Regions from separate parts of the Homo sapiens genome. Here region 2 is linked to region 1. The links are chromatin contacts, found by Hi-C or POLR2A ChIA-PET in ENCODE. All regions are on one chromosome and are shown on one strand. The core of a region is the stretch at or near the end of the contact, and the rest is flanking DNA. Distances in the headings are between cores, read along the strand shown.

Region 1 (6,569 bases), core at 4,063-6,562:
CTCATGTCCCTTCCAATACCCAAGGACCAAGGGTCACTATACACAGCCTTGAATGTGGGAGCCCAGATATCCCCCTAAACGGACCTCTCTTTAGCCTGATAAATGAATCACCATATATCCTAATGTTTAAGAGATCCCTCACTTATAGCTCCTATGTCTTTGGGCAAGTCACCCGCCCTCCCTCTCTGTTTCTTCACCTGTGGAAATGGGAATAATAACCCTTACTTTGCAGAGTGGTTGGGAGAACCGGAACAGATTAATGGGTGTAAAGTGCTCAGGGGCCTGGCATAGAGGAGGTGGTTAAGATATTATTCCAGAACCAAGAGTTCCCTTCCCCCATCGCCCCTGGCCAGGGTGCAGTCAAGGACCAATGGGGGAAGAAGTAGGTTGGGGATCTCCAGGCTTTCCCAAATACCTCCTCCTGCACCGCTCTCATGACAGCAGGCCTCTCCTTCAGCTCTGAGAAGCCTAAGCACCCGAGTTGTTCTTGAAGAACCCACCAACAGGGGAGCGGCTGCAGGCTTGGACCACCTTGGCCAGGTTCTGTGGCTCCAGCCTAATCTCTAAGAGGCAACACTGGCCACCACTGGCAGTGGGACCCTGGGTTCTGATCAATTAGTGTAACAAATCTGTGAATACAAAATAACTCTGGTCTTTTATCCTGATAGTGACCCCAACAAGGGCTACCTGTCTTTTCTGGAAGTCTTTCCTAATGGGTCTTCTCCCTGGGGTTCCAGGCTCAGCCCAACCAAAGGAGCTTCCTTTGCTCCCCCCTTTTTTTTTCAGTAGAGGCGGGGTTTCACCATGTTAGTCACGATGGTCTCGATCTCCTGACCTCGTGATCCGCCCGCCTCAAACTCCCAAAGTGTTGGGAGTACAGGTGTGAGCCACCGCACCCGGCCTTGCTCCCCTTTCAAAGAGGGTTCCCGCCCCTAGGGAGCCGGTGATGGGCACAGCTCTGGCCTCTAGTCCCACTCCACCCAGGAAGCTATCCCCAGAACTACACTCCCACTCTAGGGCTGCGCTGACCGCGACTACCCTGCTCGTTCTCCCAGGCCCCTGCAGCTCAAGGTCTAGGAAGCCCCGGGGACTACCGGGCAAAGGGATGATTGGGGGCAGGAACAATAAAGGACTGAACCTCCTCCAGGCCACACCCCTTCGTCTCGAGAAAGCAGCCCCACACTGCCCTCTGGTGGCAACGCTCACATGGTTATCCAGTTGAGGGGCAGGTCCCAGATTAGAACCTTGAACTGGTCTCCCAGCCCCAAGCACCAGCCTGAAGAAAGGCTCCTGTTCCCCCCTCATTTCCCTTTGCTGAGATATAAATTCATTGGTGGCCGTCAGTGTCCTCAATGCACAGGTCCCCCAAGATCCCTGTACTCAGTCCTGTCCCCAGAGCTGGGGGCCACCAAGAAAGTGTTCTGAAAGTCATGTGGGGAAAAGGGGTGGGTCAGCCTTCTGTCCGAGGCTAGAGCTGGCCTCCAACAAACTGCTCAGCCCCCAAGGGATCCCCTGGGATGGTGACAGCCAGAAAAGCCTGCCTGGAAAAGAGCCAGGAGACATAAGCCCTTAAAAGTAGAGACCCTCCTCTGATTTGGCTCTGCTTTCTGAGCCCCTATCAATATTTGCTAATTAAGAAGAAAATGGAGGCAGACGGGTGAGCTTTTTTTTTTTTTTTTTTTTTTCTTGAGACACAGTCTTGCTCTGTTGCCCAGGCTGGAGTGCGGTGCAACCTCCACCTCCCGAGTTCAAGCAATTCTTTCTCAGCCTCCCGAGTAGCTGGGATTACAGGCACCTGCCACCACGCCCAGCTAATTTTTGTTATTTTTAGTAGAGAAGGGGTTTCACTATGTTGGCCAGCCTGGTCTTGAACTCCTGACATCAAGTGATTGGCCCTCGTGGGCCTCCCAAAGTGCTGGGATTACAGGCATGAGCCACCGCACCCAGCCTGAATAAAGCCAGACGGGTGAGCTTCTAGAGGGGGCCCTGGAGGGTCAGGCAGGTGTGGGAGGTGCCTTTTGTTAGTTGGCTATGTGGTAATGGACATAGCACTAACTAGGAGCTGGGGTTCAAGTCTACATGTGTGTGCCCTGGCCAGGAAGCTTGATGAGGAGCAGTGGGACATCTGGAAGTGGAGGGAGGGGGCAGAGCTGCCTGTGACACCAGGACCAATCTCCATTTACTACCCTCTACTTCACACACACACACACACTAGCCAGTGTCGTCTCTAATTCTCTACTCACCCACCCCACCCCCAAATCGGGACAAGCTGATTACAAATAAATCCTGGAGAAAGCCAAAACTGTGATGGCACCGAGCACTTTACACCATTAGCTAAAAGCTTCTCCGGACCAAGTGCCCCCTCCCATGCAACCCAGAAAACAAATGGTCCTGGCTGCAGCCCAGCACCAAGGCCTGAGCTCAGCTCTTTCCAAGATGTCCTGTCCTCTCTAAGCCTCTAGACCCCAAATGACCCAAGTGGCTTTGGAAGGTGTTCCCTGTTTGGAAAGACCAGAGGATGGCATTGCCCCCTTCATTACTTCCCTGGGGTTCCCTAACTTTGTCAGAGGCTCTGAGACTCCCTCCTGAACCTCCCTTCCCCAGCTAAGAAAGGGTTCAGGAAAGCCTTGCTGTTAGCCGAGAAACCAGCCAAAAAGTTTGGTATCCAGGGAGAAGGGCTGATGAGGGAGGATCCCATAAGGGCCCCAAGCCTCAGCCTATCAGAGCAGTGCACCTGACCCTCCCAGATTCCTGTGGAAGGAAGCATCCTCCCCACTTCACCCCATTCCCAAGCCCTGACTCAAGGAGGGACTGAGGAAAGAGGCCCAGAGAGGGGGCAGAGTTGTTCTAAGTCACAGAGCAGACAGGATCCAGAGGACAACTCTCCCTAGCCCCTGCCCAGGGTACTGTGGGAGGTGCACACACAGGCCAGGGACCTTGATTCTTCCCTCACTGGCATGTGACCTTGAGAAATCCCCTCTCCACCCTGCAAAAGTAGGACTTTAAATTAGCTCATGGCTCTATCAGCAAAAGCAGTGCCTGTTTCCAGGTGTGAGTTAAAATAATACATTATCAGCCAGGTGCAGTGGCTCACACCTGTAATCCCAACACTTTGGGAGGCCGAAGCGGACAGATCACCGGAGGTCGGGAGTTCAAGAACAGCCTGACCAACATGGAGAAACCCGGTCTCTACCAAAAATACAAAATGAGATGGGCATAGTGGCACATGCCTGTAATCCCAGCTACTTGGGAGGCTGAGGCAGGAGAATCGCTTGAATCCGGGAGGTGGAGGTTGCAGTGAGCCAAGATCGCACCATTGCACTTCAGCCTGGGCAACAAGAGCGAAACACTGTCTCAAAACAAACAACAACAACAAAAAAATTATCTTTCCATGATTTAGTGAGGAAGAAGAAGGACCTCTGCCCTGGGTTAACGTCACCACAGCCCCTCTGGGAGGTTAAGAGATCCACTTCGCAGACTGATAAGTGAGAGTGAAATTAACTCAGCTGGTGAGCAGCAATGTGGTAGCCAGGTCATTCACAGTGGGGACAGAGGAATGGGAGACTGAAGGGCATCTGGACAGGAAGAGAAGCAGATCTCACCTCAGATCTGGCTCTTTAAGGCCCCCCTTTCTGGAAGCTGATACCACACCTGCCCCCTTGGGGCCTGTTAAAGGGTATCACCTGGTTCCAACCTGGCCGAGCCATCTTAGTAACAGGTTGGGAGTTAAGCCTCTAGGTTCTGCTATGTAAGGATCCCTGGGTGAGCAGGTGCCAGACATCCTGTCCTGGTTATGTGAGTCAGGCTGTAATTTTTGCGAACCTGCATGACGGCATAAGAAAAGCTGTCTCCTAGAAGAAGAAGGGCCTAAGTATGAAGAGAACAAATCCTAAACCTCTCTGGGATTCCGTCTCCCCAAAGGTGAAACAGGCCTAGAGGGGGAATTCAGTGGTACAGCCCTGTGCCAGCCTCCACCCCATCCTGGGGCCTCATTATTCTGTCCTCCCGAAGGCACGGAGCTGGGCGGCGCCAGGAAGCAGCATCCTCAAGGGCAAGACTGCTCACAGCTCCGAGGGGCCCGGGAAAGGCCACGCAAGTGGGGGTGAGGATGGGGGGTGCTGCATCCGTGCGGCAGGTTCCAAGTGGTAAAAGTTTGCCGCCAACCCGTTCCTGGGATCTGAGCCCCCTCAAGAGTCCAACTCTTATAATGGAGACTTGATGCTACCACCTCTCACTCTCCAGATGGTCGGGAGAGGCGGCAACAGAAAGTGGCAGCTTTACTAGGGACCCAGCAGACGCCAGAAGCTCCAGGGAAGGGAGTTCCCGGGCCCTGGACCAGCCCCCCACACGCCATGACCGACCCTCGAACGCACCAGCCGCTAAGACCGCACCTCAGCCTCCTCTACTGGGCCCCTGGCCCCCAACTGCCTCTTCCTGCGGATCCGTAGTCCTTCCAGCCGGCGTCCGCGATCAGTCGGTCGGTCGGCACCTCGGCGAAGCTTGTCGGGGTGGCCAGGGGTCCGGGCGTGGAGGTCAGCGCTGCGGGGAGGCGGGGCCGCGGGGCGGGCTGCGGCGGAAGGGCGAGTCGGGCTCGGGGCCGTGGCCGCGCCGCAGTCGCCCGGCACCCCAGGGCACGCAGCCGCCCAGGCCCAGCGCCGAGGCCAGCAGCGCGGGGGGTCGGCCGCGGCGGCCGCGGCGCGGGCCCTTCTTGAGGCGCGACCCGTGAGCCGCCAGGTAGAGCTCGGCCTGCGCCACGCCGCCGCTCAGGCGGCTCAGGCTCTCCGCGCGGTGCGCCAGGCGCAGCTCGGCCGCCAAGAAAACGCGGTGCAGCTGCAGCACGCGGCTCTCCAGCTCCGACACCAGGCGCCGGCGGCCCTCCACCTCCAGCAGCCGCCGCCGTGCTTCGGCCAGCTCCAGCGCGCGGCCCCCCGCCCCCGCAGCCGCGCCAGAGCCCCCTCCGGGGCCGGCGAGCCCCGCGATCCCGCTAGCGCCCTGGCGCCAGCGCTGCAGCTCCTGGTCCTCGGCCGCGCCTGCTGAAGCCCCAGCTGCGTCCGGCAGCGGCGGGGACTGACCCGGGGTCGGGGTAGGAGTCAAGGTCGGAGTTGGGGGCGGGGGCTGAGAGGACGGCATGGGATCCCAGGGCGGCGGCGGCGACCTCTGCTCTGCCGTCCCCTCCTGGGCCCCCGGGCCGCAGGCGCTGATGCGGCAGCCCGGCATCCCCCGCCCCCCACCGGCGGTCTGCGGCTGTAGGTGCGCAGGGAGGATGACCACAGCACACCCGAACAGCTAGACACGGCCACAGCCCCCACCCCAGAGGCGCGCCCGCCGTCCGCGCATCTTATAGAACACGGGGCGGAGCGACGGGCGGCACAGCCAATCAGAGACAGGCACGCCCTGAATCCGCCCCGCCCCCCCCCCCCCCCCCCGCGCTCTGCACATTCAGGGCATTCCCCAAACCCTTCAGGTCCTGCCCTTCGCCGGATTCTGCTCCGCTAGGGCATCCGGTCCCCTTTCGCCTCTCCCCAAATTTTGGGTGCAAAGGGAGCCTCATCTTCCCTGGTTTGGCCCCTCAGAGTCATAAGCTCTGGTAGCTGGTGTTTAGAAATTCACGGAATCCGGTCTCCATCCGGGGGAGGGTCTTGCCTAAGGCCTCTGTGCGAAGAGAGCCTGGGCTAGAACGCAGGAGGCTTGACTCCTTGTGCCGTGCTCCTCCCACACCTCATGCTGCCCTTGGCCGAATCAGTTCTGCCCGGTCTCTCCTGGGCCATAGGGCTCTCAAGGACCCCCTTTCCCACCTCACTAGGGCAGTGGAAGGGTTAACGCAGAGGGGCGACTGCCGTCCTGGTGGGACGGGGATCTAGCTGGACTGATTCCACGATAGGTAGAGCGCTTTATTCGCAGAACAAATACCTCAGCGCTGCCGCTGAGCCTGCAAACCTTGGTGGCATCACAGAGGAGCCCCGGACCCCACGGTGTGCAAAGTTCTTTCCCTGCCCCGGCTCGTGTTTACTCCTCCCAGCCGGTGTTCCTACACATTTTAAAGAGGGGGAAACTGGCCGGGCGCGGTGGCTCACGCCTGTAATCCCAGCACTTTGGGAGGTCAAGGCGGTCGGATCACCTGAGGCCAGGAGTTCAAGACCAGCCTGAGCAACATGGCGAAACCCCATCTTTACTAAAAATAGAAAAAAATTAGCCGGTCGTCGTGGTAGGCGCCTGTAATCCCAACTACTCGGTAGGCTGAGGCAGGAGAATCGCTTGAACCTGGGAGGCGGAGGCTACAGTGAGCCAAGATCGCGCCATTGAACTCCAGCCTGGGCGACAGAGCAAGACTCCGTCTCAAAAAAAAAAAAAAAAAAAAGCCGGGGGCGGGAAGGGGGAAGGGGGGTGTGCGGGGGCGGGGAACTGACTGGCGGGGCGCGGTGGCTCCGCCACCACTTTGCGAGCCCGAGGTGGGTGGATCACCTAAGGTCAGGAGTTCTAGACCAGCCTGGCCAACATGGTGAAACCCCTGTCTCTACTGAAAATACAAAAAAATTAGCCAGGTGTGGTGGCGCACCTCTGTAGTTCCA
Region 2 (6,252 bases), core at 1,627-4,126, 130 kb after region 1:
AGGCTGTCTGAGTCCAAAATCGCAAATTTTCTCTTTTTCTTGGGTGGGGGGACCGAGTCTCGCTCTGTCGCCCAGGCTGGAGTGCAGTGGCGTGATCTCGGCTCACTGCAAGCTCCGCCTCCTGGGCTCATGCCATTCTCCTACCTCAGCCTCCCGAGTAGCTGGTACTACAGGTGCCCGCCATCACTCCCGGCTAATTTTTTGTATTTTTAGTAGAGACGGGGTTTCATTGTGATAGCCAGGATGGCCTCGATCTCCTGACCTCGTGATACGCCCGCCTCGGCCTCCCAGAGTGCTGGGATTACAGGCGTGAGCCACCGCGCCCGGCCAAAACCGCCATTTTCACTCTTGTGTTAGCCTTTAGTCCAAGCCCCTTATGATACAAGAGGGAAACTGAGGCCCAGGGAGGTATAACGGCTTTTCCAAGGTCGCACAGCCAGCCAGGGACACAATCCAAGCCTCTCGGCGACAGGTCCAGGGCTGCTTGGATTTCGGAGTGTGGTGGGGGCATCTTGGCGGCCTTTTTCCAGCCAACCCCCGCGGCCGGCCCGGCCCAGGCCCAGCCGGGTGAGCTGATGACTCAACGGGCAAGCACTGCATTTTGCGATCCTGGCTCGTCCCGCTGCTCTAGAGGGTTCCCAGCTCTCGGGCCGGACGGGCGGCAACTTGTCTGAGTGAAACCGGGAAAGCTCCGCCCCTCGGCGCTCAGCGGGCGGCGGGGGCGCCTCTCAGTCAGTCAGCGAGTCGTGGTGTCCGCCAGGCCTGGCGGGCGGCGGGAAACTCGCCGCGCGCGTTCCGCCGCTCACTTTCCCATTGGCCAGTCAGGCCCCCGGGGCGGTACCCTGGGGCAGCTCCCTCCTGTGATTGGGCGGTATTGGCCTCGGGCCCCGCCTCCAGTCCAGGGCTGCGAAGGCGGGACGGAGCAAGGCGGCTGCAGGTTCCGGCGTGTTGCTGGCTGCAGAGAGCTCAGGCAGCGGGCTCGGTAGGCACAGCTCCCAGCGGCCCTTCCCACCCAGCTCGTCCTTCCTCCCCTTCAGCCCGTTTCCTTTTGTCTCCATCTCCGAACTCTGTGGGACGTGACCCTCTCCTAAGATCTAGGCTTTTTTGGCGGCGCTATACCCCTTCCTCAGATCGTACTCCCCTCCGCTGAGATCTGAGCCCTTGATGAAACTGTGACCCGCCTGCAAATCGGGTGCTCAGTGCCGCTCACTACTGCGGCGCTGTCCTTAGATCTCACGCCGGAGACTTCACTATTTCCTGCCCCGCTCCACCAGAGCTCGTCAGCCTCCCGCGCCGTGGCTCCCACTCACCTCCCCTCAGCCCGGCAGAGGAGCCACGGCGCCTCCTGTGGGTTCACCCGACCCTCCCGGTCCCGTCCAGTTTGACTGGGGCCGCCGTGATGGAGAGAGCCGGACCCCGGCCTCACCTGGACTCAAAGTCTTGCGTGCGGGCCACTGAGCCACCTAGGGAGTTCAGGGCCCTAACTCAGAGGTCCAAAGTCAGGGTCTCTAAGTCAGATTCCAGTCCCACTCCCAGCCCATCGCCAAGAACTGGAAGAGAGACAGGAGGAGTGTCACAGGGGAACTTTATTGAGAGGAAACATGGTCACACCCAGCAGACATGCTTTCCCTCAATCTCGGTCTTGCACTGGCGCGCGCGCACACACACACACACACACACACACACACACACACCCATCTCCAGCCCCTGCCACTGTCCAGTTCTCAGCCACAAGGCGGGACACTCCTCAATTCCTACGATCAGAGGCAGCAGGGGCAGGAGGGAGGCAAGAGGAGGGGAGAAGTAGCCTGGTCCTGGGGTCGGGAGGAAGCGGGTGCGGAGAGCAGGGGTGGGGGCATGACCAGTGGTTAGGTGCGCTCAACAGCTGCAAGAAGAGTGGGATCCCCAGCCCCAGGTGGCCTCAGCTCTGCCAGTCCCTCTCCACGGAGCCCTTTGGAGCAAGAACAGCGCCTAGGGGAGAAGGGTGGGGCCTCCCACCCCATACTAGTCCTCTCGGCAGGGTGGGGGACTGGAGGGGGCAGGGCGGGGCGGTGGCGGGCAACACTCAGCTCTGGGGCTCCTGGGGAGCCTCGCCCCCCTCTTCCCCGGCGTTGTCGGCCGTCCACAGTGTCAGGTTGTCTCGCAGCAGCTGCATGATGAGGGTGCTGTCTTTGTAGGAGTCCTCGCTGAGGGTGTGCAGATCAGCCATGGCCTCGTCGAAAGTGGTCTTGGCCAGAGAGATGGCCTCCTCGGGGCTGTTGGCGATCTCGTAGTGGAAGACGGAAAAGTTCAGGGCCAGGCCCAGGCGGATGGGGTTGGTGGGCGGCATCTCCTTCTTGCTGATGTCCATGGCCTCCTGGTAGGCTGACCGGGCTGAGTCAATGATGCGCTTCTTGTCGTCACCGGTGGCCACCTCGGCCAGGTAGCGGTAGTAGTCACCCTTCATCTTCAGGTAGAAGACCCGGCTCTCGGCGTCCCCGGCCTCCTTGATGAGGTGGCTGTCCAGCAGGCCCAGCACGGTGTCGCACACGCCCTGGAGCTCAGTCTCCACCTTCTCCCGGTACTCACGCACCTCGGGCCCCTTCTCCTCCGAGCCCTCCTCGTTGCTTTTCTGCTCAATACTGGACAGCACCCTCCAGGCAGCCCTCTGGCCGCCCACCACGTTCTTATAGGCTACTGAGAGCAGGTTTCGCTCTTCGCAGGAGAGCTCCTCGCCCTTCTCCACGGCGCCTTTCATGAAGGCTGCCATGTCCTCATAGCGTTCGGCCTGCTCTGCCAGCTTGGCCTTCTGGATCAGACTGGCTCTCTCCATGGCTCTGGGGACACACAGGCGGGCGGCGGGCTAACTGCTGCCTGGGACCAATGCCGGACTCTGTGTCTCTCCTGCTCTTGGCCTGCCTTTTGGCTGGGTGGCCAGGCCCAGAGAAGGGTGGGGAGGAGCAGGGGGCGGGACCAGGGCCCAAGACCTGCCTCCCTCTCCTCTCTTCCCCACACCCTTTCCGGCTCTGCAGTAAAGGTAAAAAGGCTGGGATGTGGGGGTGAATCATCAGAACAGTCAGCAGGAGAAATCTGGGCGTGGGCCCCACCTGCACTGGCACCTTTCCAGGCTCCAGGCTGCCCCCTCTTGTTCGGGGCTGGCATCACATGGCTGCCCACATCAGGAAACGGCTTCTCAAATCAGATCCACTTTCACAGTGCCCTTCCAGGGGCTAAGGACGGCTTTAGCCCCTGGCTGCTTCAGCCTCGACAGAGCCCATAAAGGTTCAGGAGGATGGGGTTCCTAATCCTGCCAGGTAACTTCCCCCCTTGGTTCAGGTGAGGATAACTCATGTTTAGGTAGGGCCATGGAGTTTCCCAAGCACTTTCATATTCACGATCGAATTTAATCCCCACCATGTCTCTGTGACACACACAGGACCATAGAGATGGGAACACTAAGTCTCAGAGAGGGGTGAGATTTGCTCAAAGTCACATAGCCACCAATTCCCTGAAACTCCTTTCTGCACCCTCTTCCTTTAGCTTTTCTCCCATTGAGGCCTCTGACCTATGAGCTCCAGACTGTGTTTGGAAGTGAGATCCAGGCTCCTTCTCAGTCTACCTGAAGATGGTTCCATCCTCCAGGCCTCATTCCCCCTCAGGGTCCCCTCTGAGCTCCCAGAATGCGCAGGTGGCAGCTTTCAGAGTGCCGCTTAATGAAGTGTTTAACAAGCAGCCTCTGAAGCTCCAGCCCAGCCTTTGTAATTAGTCACCCAGTAGGTTTGTTGGACACATTTCCCATCACTACACAATTTTCCCTTTCAAGTTGGTGGCCTGTTGCCACTTGTTTGAGGATTTACCCTCTGGCCCTCCACGCCAGGTCACCTGCCCTCTCCAAGCCACATGCCATCAGGTACCAGCGGGGCTCACAGAGGGTGGGGTCCAGCTCCCCGGCTGTCCCACTTTCCTGCCTGACTCAGACTGCTCTCTGTCTGAGGCTGGGAAGCAGTCCAGTTTGATCCCCCAGGGGGGACGCTAGCAACCTGGGGAGAGAGAGGACTGAGAAAGGGAGGTGGCAGTGACACATACCATTCTGTTTTATGGGGCAGCAATTCCAGCTACGTGATGCCTCCCCCAGCCTGTTTCTCAGAAGTTTACTTGTTCTTTCCTTTTTTTTTTTTTTAAATAGAGAGCAGATCTCACTACATTGCCCAGGCAGGTCTCAAACTCCTGGGCTCAAGCGATCCTCCTGCCTCAGCCTCCCAAAGTGCTGGGATTATGGGCATGAGCCACTGTGCCTGGCCTGTTCCTTCCTTTTGACCATTGCCCCATCTCTGACCCCTGGCAGAGTCCTCAGAGATGGAGACCTCTGTTGCCAACGTTCTTTCCCTGCTTGCCGGAGCCCTGGCCTCAAGTTTCATCAAGAGTTTCACCTAAGGGTGTTGGCATTGAGCCTATAGGGATGGATTCCTGCTTATCTGCCCCACCCATAGCCAAAGCTTAGATGGGGCTCAGAGGTAGGGCTCCCTTCACTGGGATTCTGCCGACCTAATAGTTGAGCCAGGATAATTTCACAGGCCTGTGTCTCCCCCAGCTACTCTGAGTGTCTGAACACTCATCTTCCCTCCTGGAGGGAGGCTTAGGCCAGAACTCTGGGGACCAAAGACGAGATCCTTCTCTTTGCCACAAGGAGGAGTAGGGACATGTCTGGGCTAATGCTACAGGGTTTCCAAGGAAGTAAAGGGGATTTTAAGTTTGACGTCCCAAAGATTTTGCTCAAATCAGAGAACTGACACAGAAAACAATAGGAACCACACTAAAATACCAACTTCTAGAGGGTATCTTGAGGTAGTGAGAGTGAGTGATTTTGCTTCCCTTTGATTTTCTTTCTTCTCAATTTCCTTTTTAGAGATAGGGTCTTACTCTGATGTCCAGGCTGAAGTACAGTGGTATGATCACAGCTCACTGCAGTCTCAACCTCCTTGGCCTCAGGTGATCCTCCTGCCTCAGCTTCCTAAGAATAAGGTGCTCACCACAACGCCCAGCTAATTTTTGTATTTTTTTGTAGAGACAGGGTCTCACCATGTTGCCCAGGCTGGTCTCGAACTTCTGGGTTCAAGCAATCCTCCTGCCTTGGCTTCCCAAAGTGCTGGGATTACAGGTGTGAGTCACTACACCTGGCCCTTTTGATTTTCTTATTCTCTCCAATTTATAAATAGTGAATATAGGTCGGACGCGGTGGCTCACGCCTGTCATCTCAGCACTTTGGGAGGCTGAGGTGGGTGGATCACAAGGTCAGGAGATCGAGACCATTCTGGCTAACCCAGGAAAACCCTGTCTCTACTAAAAATACAAAAAATTAGCCGGGCATGGTGGCACATGCCTGTAGTCCCAGCTACTCGGGAGGCTGAGGCAGGAGAATCGCTTGAACCCGGGAGGCGGAGCTTGCAGTGAGCCGAGATGGCGCCACTGCACTCCAGCCTGGGTGACAGAGCAAGACTCCGTCTCAAAACAAAACAACAACAAAAAAGTGAATATGTATTGTTTGTCTATGAGATACAGAATAGACTAGTATCTTTGGAATCAGACTGCCTAAATGTAATTCTTATAGCTGTTTGTGGCCTTGGCCAAGTGATTTAAGCTCTGTGAGCCTCAGTTCCTGTAACTATAAAATGGGACTTGTGAGGATTACACGAGTTAATGGAAAGCACAGTAGAATGGATGGCAACTATTATTATTATTATTTTCTTTTTTTTGAGACGGAGTTTCGCTCTTGTCACCCAGGCTGGAGTGTAGTGGCACAATCTCAGCTCACTGCAACCTCCACCTCCTGGGTTCAAGTGATTCTCCTGCCTCAGCCTCCCGAGTAGCTGGGATTACAAGGGTGCACCACCACACCCAGCTAATTTTTGTATTTTTTTTTTTTTTAAGTAGAGATGTGGTTTCACCATGTTGGCCAGGCTGGTCTCGAACAGCTGACCTCAAGTGATCCACCTGCCTCAGCCTTCCAAAGTGCTGAAATTATAGGCATAAGCCACCATGCCCGGCCAGATGACAACTATTATTATCATGTGAAAAAATCCCGTCAACTTTATTATGATCAACATATACTCACAAAGCACTAACATAGAGTTAGGTTCTGTGAAATGAGGAAGGACCCCAAGCCAGGACTTAGCCAAAGGCCAGACCTTCCCAGCTGGGTGTCTACAGGGGAGAGGAAGCAGTTTGCCCATAGCCTTCTCTCTCCAGATGGATGAATGGCCAGATGTGCTCAGC

What was found. A loop is a pair of places that touch in the nucleus more often than their neighbours do. ChIA-PET counts read pairs that join two places held with the same protein, here RNA polymerase II (POLR2A). Pooled maps may share reads with other maps.
Region 2: a pooled map shows a loop between it and region 1 (5-fold over the local background). The contact joins the promoter of SFN here to the promoter of TRNP1 in region 1. A Hi-C loop is called at or near these places in 1 of 168 maps with a recorded cell type or tissue (mammary epithelial cell) and 7 of 50 pooled maps. POLR2A ChIA-PET finds 5 or more read pairs at or near these places in 13 of 52 experiments (A549, A673, B cell and 9 more).

Annotation. Positions count from the first base shown.
Region 1 is chr1:26,992,435-26,999,003 of GRCh38, reverse strand. TRNP1 (TMF1 regulated nuclear protein 1) reads right to left here and starts at 5,312. Exons shown (of 2, transcript NM_001013642.3): 1 at 4,392-5,312. The coding sequence starts at 5,217. The coding sequence ends at 4,534. RefSeq lists enhancers at 1-108, 4,815-5,315, 5,540-5,699, 5,453-5,952, 5,953-6,454 and 4 more and silencers at 4,980-5,039, 5,070-5,399.
Region 2 is chr1:26,859,773-26,866,024 of GRCh38, reverse strand. SFN (stratifin) reads right to left here and starts at 2,876. Exons shown (of 1, transcript NM_006142.5): 1 at 1,569-2,876. The coding sequence starts at 2,812. The coding sequence ends at 2,066. RefSeq lists enhancers at 518-827, 1,038-1,167, 2,312-3,191 and a silencer at 3,061-3,210.